2 separate regions of the Homo sapiens genome follow, and region 1 is linked to region 2. The links are chromatin contacts, found by Hi-C in ENCODE. All regions are on one chromosome and are shown on one strand. Each heading gives the region's core, a stretch centred on a gene start or an enhancer-like site at or near the end of the contact. The rest is flanking DNA. Distances are from core to core; before and after follow the strand shown.

Region 1 (3,645 bases), core at 594-3,093, 3.9 Mb after region 2:
AGGGTAAGAGCAAGGAGGAGAGTGACCACATGAAATGTGGCTAGTGTGATTTGAAAAAGCAGAGGTCTCTGCTTTTAAAAAGGAAACTGGGAGGAAGAAATTCTAGGCTCTAGAAACAAAAGGGTAAAGAGCTTATAGAAACAAAAGACCTTCACCCAATCCCAATTTTCCTAGGGTGATTCATGTACAGATAGATTTCAACTGTGCCTTGCTTTGCTGTCTGTTCCTTATATGGGCCCACACTGCCCTCTCTGAACACAGGAAACAAAGAGGAGCACAGCAGGTTGCTTTTGTTGTTTTCCTTTGAAGAAAAGATATGGCTGGATTTATCTGCCCTGTGTTTTTCTGTTATGGAGGATTTAACATGCCTGAATATAGTCATACTATGCCCTGCTTATAACATAGCCAACCTTTGTCCCAAATGTCCTGCAGCCTTGTTATTTTTATATTTCTTCTCTCTCTCTCTCTTTTTTGTTTTTTTTTTGAGACAGAGTCTCGCTCTGTCACCAGGCTGGAGTGCAGTGGCACGATCTTAGCTCACTGCAGCCTCCAACTCTCTGGTTCAAGCGATTCTCCTGCCTCAGCCTCCTGCGTAGCTGGGATTACAGGCACGTGCCACCATACCCAGCTAATTTTTGTTTTTTTAGTGGAGACAAGGTTTCACCATGTTGGCCAAGATGGTCTCCATCTCTTGACCTTGTGAAACACCCACCTCAGCCTCCCAAAGTCTTCTCATATTTAGGTGCATAAACCAGATATGCACCTAAATATGATAAACCAGAGTTCTTTGGGAATTCCTGGCAAGGCAGGTTATTACATAAGTCCCTGCCTCCAAAAGCTGATGAATCCTGGGAAAAACCGTGGCTGGCTCCATATTGCCACAGCTTGAGAGTAGTCCTCACTTCCTAGCAGGTTCTTCAAGGGAAATCTAGAGCTCCCCAAGAGCTGTCACCCTTTCAGTGGTAATACCATGAATTATACAGCATTTTAACCCATGCATGCTCAACTCACACAAAAGCAGAAATATTGGTTACCATTTGGTAGACAAAAAATTAGCTTAATAAAAAATACTATAGCACACCCAAAGGGTTAATGAGGGAACTGGCCTCACGCCTTAATTTATTGCCAAAGAGTCTCTAGACCAGAGAAATAAGTATAAAAATTCTAATAATTCCTGATTCACTTTTGGTGTCTAGGTCAGATTTGTCTTAATTGTCTTTATCTATGCATTTTCTGCAGCAGGAAAGGCTGAGCTGACTAAGTTGCCACTATTCCTTTCCTGGAAGGTACTATTTGTTTTACGAACAAGAGAGTTTTGTTAACTCATTTTTACATTGTCCTTTTTGGCAATTTTCAAGTTACAAATTGGCAGCAATAAGCATTGGTGGTTCTGCTATCTTTTGCAAAATAATTATGAGAAGAAAAGATTTTTTTTTCTAAAATACAGACATATTTAAAATCCAAGAAAGAATGCTATTTAAAAAAAAAAAATAGAGACAGGGTCTCACTATGTCGCCCAGCCTGGACTCAAACTCCTGCGCTCAAGTGATCCTTCCACCTCAGCGTTCCTAGTAGCTGGGACTACAGGCATGTGCCATTGTGCCTGGCTAAACATTATAAGGCTTGGGGGAAAACATCTTCTTTCAGTATAGGAAGGTAATATTGCCAAAAGTTCATTGAAAGTCTGCTCCATTTTGCTTCATGGTCATAATGGAAATGAGAAGAATCAGTCTTACCTTCAGGAATTAGCAGGAGAGAAACGACAACTGAGAGAGAGGATGCCAGAAATCTATAGGAGTTCCTCATTGTGGCTGCTGTCCCACATCAATCAACCTGAAAATCTGTTTTCAGTTCTTAACTGCCTCTATCTATATACTGAGAGTAAAAAGGATGTGGTTTCCTTTCATTTTTTTTTTCAAGTTTCAAAGTTTAGCATTAGGAAACCAAATCCAAATAAGTGAGAATGGTGGATGATGGCTCACTGCCAGCAGGCAGGCTTTCCTTTGCTAGGACTGCTGAGGGGGGCGCTGGAATTCTACAGGGTAGGAGAGGGGCAAGGGACCTTGTTGCCATCAGAGTACACCAGGGAAGACTGTAAAGTGTCTCAGCTATGATTTTGAAGACGCTTTCATCATCTGCAATATTATCTGTAGTATCCATGACTGGAAACTCTCGAAGACTTAAATTAGAATTTTAATAAAAGTCCTCAAAATTGGTCACCAATCAAAATTCTTTCTAGCTGTCTCCTTGGGTTATATAAGAATTAGCAGGCCAAGTGCAAGCTGAGGACAGGAGGGAGATTTATTTACATAGAGGCTCCTGCCTGGATTTTCCTTCCCCACTTTGTGGTGAGTGTTTATTGTGCTCCTGCCTGGTCTGTGGCAGGTGTGGGAACATGGGCTGGAGGAGGGTAGGGGCTCTTGGCCCTTTTCAGCCCTCTGATTGTGCGTTCCTGATTGTCTAGTTTCACAACTTTAGATACTGAAAGTATCTCCGAGTTTCCCTCCCTCCCCGCCCCCCCCCGACCCCTGCTTCCTGCCTTTCTTCCTTACTTTCTTCTGAACAGGTTTAGGTGAGAAAAGAAGTGGGAGTCATTTTTGTTCCAATGTTGGGGAATGTCTCACTCTAAGAAGAGTCAACCTCAGTCCCTGGAGGAACAGTATGCAGTGTGCTTTCTATTTGAAATGAGTTCAGCTCTTTTTCTGAGCTGAGGATGTGGTCTCCGATACAATATACATGGTCAGATGTGCTGTCAGGATGTTGGGTACTGAACCAACCATCCCCATAGTTAACATCCTGATGACTTCAAACCTAGTGGTTACTTCTTTAGAAATCAAGTGACCTTAGAAGGGAGCCCTGCTGAGACCCCTGCATTTCTTTTTCTCAGATATTACAAGTGTATCAAAGGTTAATCATTTTCAGTAACAGCAGTGAGGACCCTGCTATTGGTTTTGGTGAGTAATTTTAGTGCAGACTTAAAAAAGTCAAATTGTAATTAACTACACCTACTGAAAAATTCTTAAAACATTGACAATTTTGTTTATTTTTATGTGAATGGTTGCTCTTCCATTTATGTTGACTTCTAACAACTTTATGAGACATAATTCACACACCATAAAGGTCACCCATTTAGAGTGTATGAGTCAATGGATTTTAGTATATTTGCATAGTTGTGCAGCCATTACCAGTACCATGCTGTTTTGGTTACTGTAGCCTTGTAGTATAGTTTGAAGTCAGGTAGCATGATGCTTCCAGCTTTGTTCTTTTGGCTTAGGATTGTCTTGGCAATGTGGGCTCTTGTTTGGTTCCATATGAACTTTAAAGTAGTTTTTTCCAATTCTGTGAAGAAAGTCATTGGAAGCTTGATGGGGATGGCATTGAATCCATAAATAACTTTGGGCAGTATGGCCATTGTCATGATATTGATTCTTCCTATCCATGAGCATGGAATGTTTTTCCATTTGTTTGTGTCTTCTTTTATTTCGTTGAGCAGTGGTTTGTAGCTCTCATTGAAGAGGTCCTTCACATCCCTTGTAAGTTGGATTCCTAGGTATTTTATTCTCTTTGAAGCAATTGTGAATGGGAGTTCACTCATGATTTGGCTCTCTGTTTGTCTGTTATTGGTGTATAGGAATGCTTGTGATT
Region 2 (4,026 bases), core at 1,355-3,854:
GTGGGATAGTTGGCAACTCCACTTTGAGGTTTGTTCGGCGGGATGAAAAGGTCAGTTACTTGATGTCTTAGAACACTTGGGGTTAAAATTCCTAAAAGTGAAGCTTTACAAATGATCCTGAAAAATCGTGGCTAGCTATATTGCCTACTCACCTAGGAATTTGGAAAAAAGCAATATTCTCAGCTCTATGCTAATATCAAGAATAATTCTTTATTTGAGCAACAGTTTCACAGAGCAAACTTTACTCTGTTAGTAATTATTTTCTCACTAGCATGTAGATGTGTTCCAGTGATTTTTCATTTTTCTTATTTATACAGATGTTAGAACTTAAAATATATGCTTACCCCATTTTATCATCATACTCAAATCCTGTCTGTCAAAAGTGGCTGGTGCATGGCTTGGACATAAAATGGATATTCTGAAGTAAATTGTTCCTCCTGTCACTATACTACCTTCTTAAGAACAAATCCTGTGTATAAAGTGCATGATGTCTTGAAGCATTAGCCAAAACTTTCCTGAATTATTTTCCACATTAAAAAATAACAACTGAAATATAATGTGTGGAGCCACATCCTGTTAGATTTGAAGCCTGAGTCTGAACAGCTTTGGGAACTTGGTGAAGATGGAGGAAGGGGGCAGTTTACTTAGCTACTGGGAAATCACTTGAGGCTCAGGCTTTGAGAAAGTTGGAGTGCAGGGGAGAGGAGCCACAGAAAGCCGAACCTCAGAGGGGACTCCCAGCTTCATTGTAACCAATGATTGAAAAGATGGCACTGAACAAATCCCAGACACAATGGTTATGCATCTTTAATCCACTGGATAGGCTAACTATGGACAGCTCAAATGATCATAAAACAAGTCAATGTCCTCTTAAAATTTCCTACATTCCTATATTATGGGAATGAGAGAGAGAGGAAAATATCAAAACCAAACCATATAGTAGATGCACTACCATGGCAACTAGGTGATGCTATACTTGCATATGGAAGTTATTCAGTAAAATGAAAATGATTGTGTTAGAGCCATAGGCGAAAGTATTGTTTGTGATCTTTAGGGTGTGGGGTTACAATGGACTTCCTATATTTGTGTGTAATGCTTCAATTTTTATAACAAGCATGTAATATTTTTTACATTCTTAGAATTGGGGAAGCTATACAGAGCAGGTATTTTATATTTACCATTTAAAATTATTAATATCTTTAAGCTTGTTAAGGGGGAAAAAAAAGCTTCAATCTGAAACTTTAATTCACCTGGCAAGGTTTAGGCAGTTGTTTGTCCATCTAAAGTATATATTTACATAGACTGCGGGGTGGAGGAAGTAGAACAAAAAAGAGGCAAATTTTAACCTAGAGTACTCAAAGTGAACAGTAAATAGTTCAAGTATTCTTGATAACAATAAGCCACGTGGCACATGTAACAACTACTTTAAAAGTTACTCTAACTTTTACAAAGTTCACATAAAAAGCTATCTCAAAAATCCCAGGAGCCTAAATTCAGTCCATGAACTTTATTTGTTGTGCCATGTTAATTTATGGAGTCTAAATTTCAAGGGCAGAATTTCTTCTCCAATACCTGTAGATTCAAAGACAAAGACAAGGGATCCCACCACTTAGTGTAAGTTTCTCAGTATCTTCTTTCCACTCGACAATGACAAAGTTTTATCAAATGGACCCTTGGGAGTTTGACTTCTCCTCACTATGAATGGTTTGCTTATTGCATGCTAATGTAGAAAAGTTCTCCCACAACTGATCTGCTTAGGGACAGTGTCCCTGGTGCCCTGGGTCAGCCTTTGTAAACAGAACAGGCTTTTCTGTATGCCTTTGAATATGGTCTTTCCGTTTTCTCAAAATTGTAGTGTACTCTGCACATGGTGGGTAGAAACACCCTTCCAGATTTTCTTCCTTGGCCCAAGATCATCTAGGTCTTATGCAATTCACAGGGGAAAGGAGTAGTATGCAGGACATGCGTAAATTCTCCTTACCATGTGGTTCTTTCACATTGCTGTTCCTTTAAGAGAACTCTTAGGCAATTCGGCATATGAAAATGCAGCCTATTGTCAAATTTGTGAATTATAAAGCGTTCCGACCCCACAACATTGTATATTTTGTTTGCTTGTTTCTGTCCGCCCCAACATTTAGAAGTCTGGTACTTAGTAGGGACTGGGCTGGGTAGAAAAAGAATGCGGTCTTAATTCCCACAACCCTGCCTCCTTGAAGTAGGTGAATCCTAAGCCTTTAGAAACGAACCCCCAGAAACCCTAAAACTTAAACCCTCAGAAACCTTGAGGGTCCTAAATAACCTTGTTTGTGAAACTTCGCAGGAAGCAGCCGGTCGTGGAGTCGCAGAGGCTCCAGCGGTCTGGGCAACCTGGAGGGCAGTGGCTCGGCGGGGCGCGCGGGGTTCTAGCGAGACAGGTGCGCGGCCGTGCGCGCCTGCGTGCCGGTCCCTCCTGAGCCCCGCGGCGGGCGCGACCCCGGACGGCGGACTGCAGGCGCTCCACGCCGGGTTTTCCGCCGCTCTCCTAGCACAGACAGTCCCACAGCAGCCCCACAGACACACACGCTCGCGCCCGCGCCTCCTCGTCTGCACTTCAAAGCGAGTGGCGCCCGGCTGCGCCGGGGGGATGGCACTGCGAGGTGGCGGGGCCCCCGGGGCAGAGCTCGAGGGGAAGGACGCGGCGGGTGGCACGGACAGGGACAGGCTTTTGCAATTCGGAATCTTTTCGTAAGGGGGTTGAGGAGGAGCCAGGCAGCGCCGAGGGCCGAGAGGGGCGTGAGGGGGAGTGTTCCCGGAAAGCTGCGGCGTTGGAGCCGCGCTGCGCCTGCCGCCCGAGGAGTTGAGAAAGAAAACAGGAAACGTGGTGGCCGCGCACCCGGCCGCGGCTGATTCATTCACTTCAAGTGCCGTGCAGAAGGCTCGGCAGGCGGGGCGGGCGTGGGGCCGCGGCTCCGGGTTGGGGACCGAGGAGATCCGGCTGTGGACCAGACGCTCCTCTGCGGGGCGGGCACCCAAGCGCGCTCGCCACCCCCTCGCCATCCGCTAGAGCCGGGCTCCTGGACTGGGACTCGGGCCCGCCGCACAGTTGAAAAGTCGCATAGTGGTTTTTCCGCTCGCGTCGCTGTGTGAAAGTTGGCTCGCCGCTCTTTGCACGCCCTCCCTGGAGGCCGACCCGAGACGCCAAGCTGGAGAGACCGTGCCTCCCCGAGGCCGGCCGCCCCGCGAGCACAGCCTCCGCCCCCGTTGCACTGCCGGGCTGGGCAATATGAAGGAGCAGCCCTCATGTGCCGGCACCGGGCATCCGAGCATGGCGGGGTATGGCAGGATGGCCCCCTTTGAACTCGCTAGCGGACCCGTGAAGCGCTTGAGAACTGAGTCCCCCTTTCCCTGTCTCTTCGCAGAGGAGGCCTACCAGAAACTGGCCAGCGAGACCCTGGAGGAGCTGGACTGGTGTCTGGACCAGCTAGAGACCCTACAGACCAGGCACTCCGTCAGTGAGATGGCCTCCAACAAGGTAAGCCCCGGTTCTGCTGTCACTGGTGCCCCCAGGCTGCTGATTCCCATGCCGGCGAGCCACTGGTACCCATAGCCCCGGGAAATAAATTGAGAGGTTTTTTAGGCTTACTGCATGTTGGCTATTCTGCTCCTTAGAGGGAGGTTCCTGTTTCCTTGCTTTGCCTCCCCTAGTCACGCCAGATAAACATTTTCCAAAAGCAATTTGACGTGCTAAATTTAAGTATCTCCCAAGACACAGGGTTCCTAAGTAACACTGAGCCCTTGCAGCAGAAACCCAGTAGGGTCCATGGGCATTGCATGTTTAAAGGTGTTCTTGGGATTCCCGGTTGAAAATAAGAATTGGTGGATGTCTGTGAAATCACTTGAATGTCACCACCTAGGGCACTCAAACTCAGAAGAGTTCATCGAACTTGGAACCTTCACCCTAATTCATCTAGTTGTCAGGGTACCCCGCAAGAACTGAGCCTTTATATATTCAGTTGGCCATACATATCCGCAGGAAACATTAACAGA

The links. Hi-C counts contacts between places; a loop is a spot of excess contacts on that map. Pooled maps may share reads with other maps.
Region 1: a loop to region 2 is called in a pooled map, with 11 times the contacts of the local background. The contact joins the promoter of GZMA here to the promoter of PDE4D-AS1 in region 2. A Hi-C loop is called at or near these places in 4 of 50 pooled maps.

What each region holds. Positions count from the first base shown.
Region 1 is chr5:55,100,844-55,104,488 of GRCh38, reverse strand. GZMA (granzyme A) reads right to left here and starts at 1,843. Exons shown (of 5, transcript NM_006144.4): 1 at 1,737-1,843. The coding sequence starts at 1,806.
Region 2 is chr5:59,038,344-59,042,369 of GRCh38, reverse strand. PDE4D-AS1 (PDE4D antisense RNA 1) reads right to left here and starts at 2,604. Exons shown (of 2, transcript NR_198970.1): 1 at 2,300-2,604. It overlaps PDE4D (phosphodiesterase 4D), which reads left to right. Exons shown (of 15, transcript NM_001104631.2): 6 at 3,399-3,511. RefSeq lists a silencer at 3,166-3,235.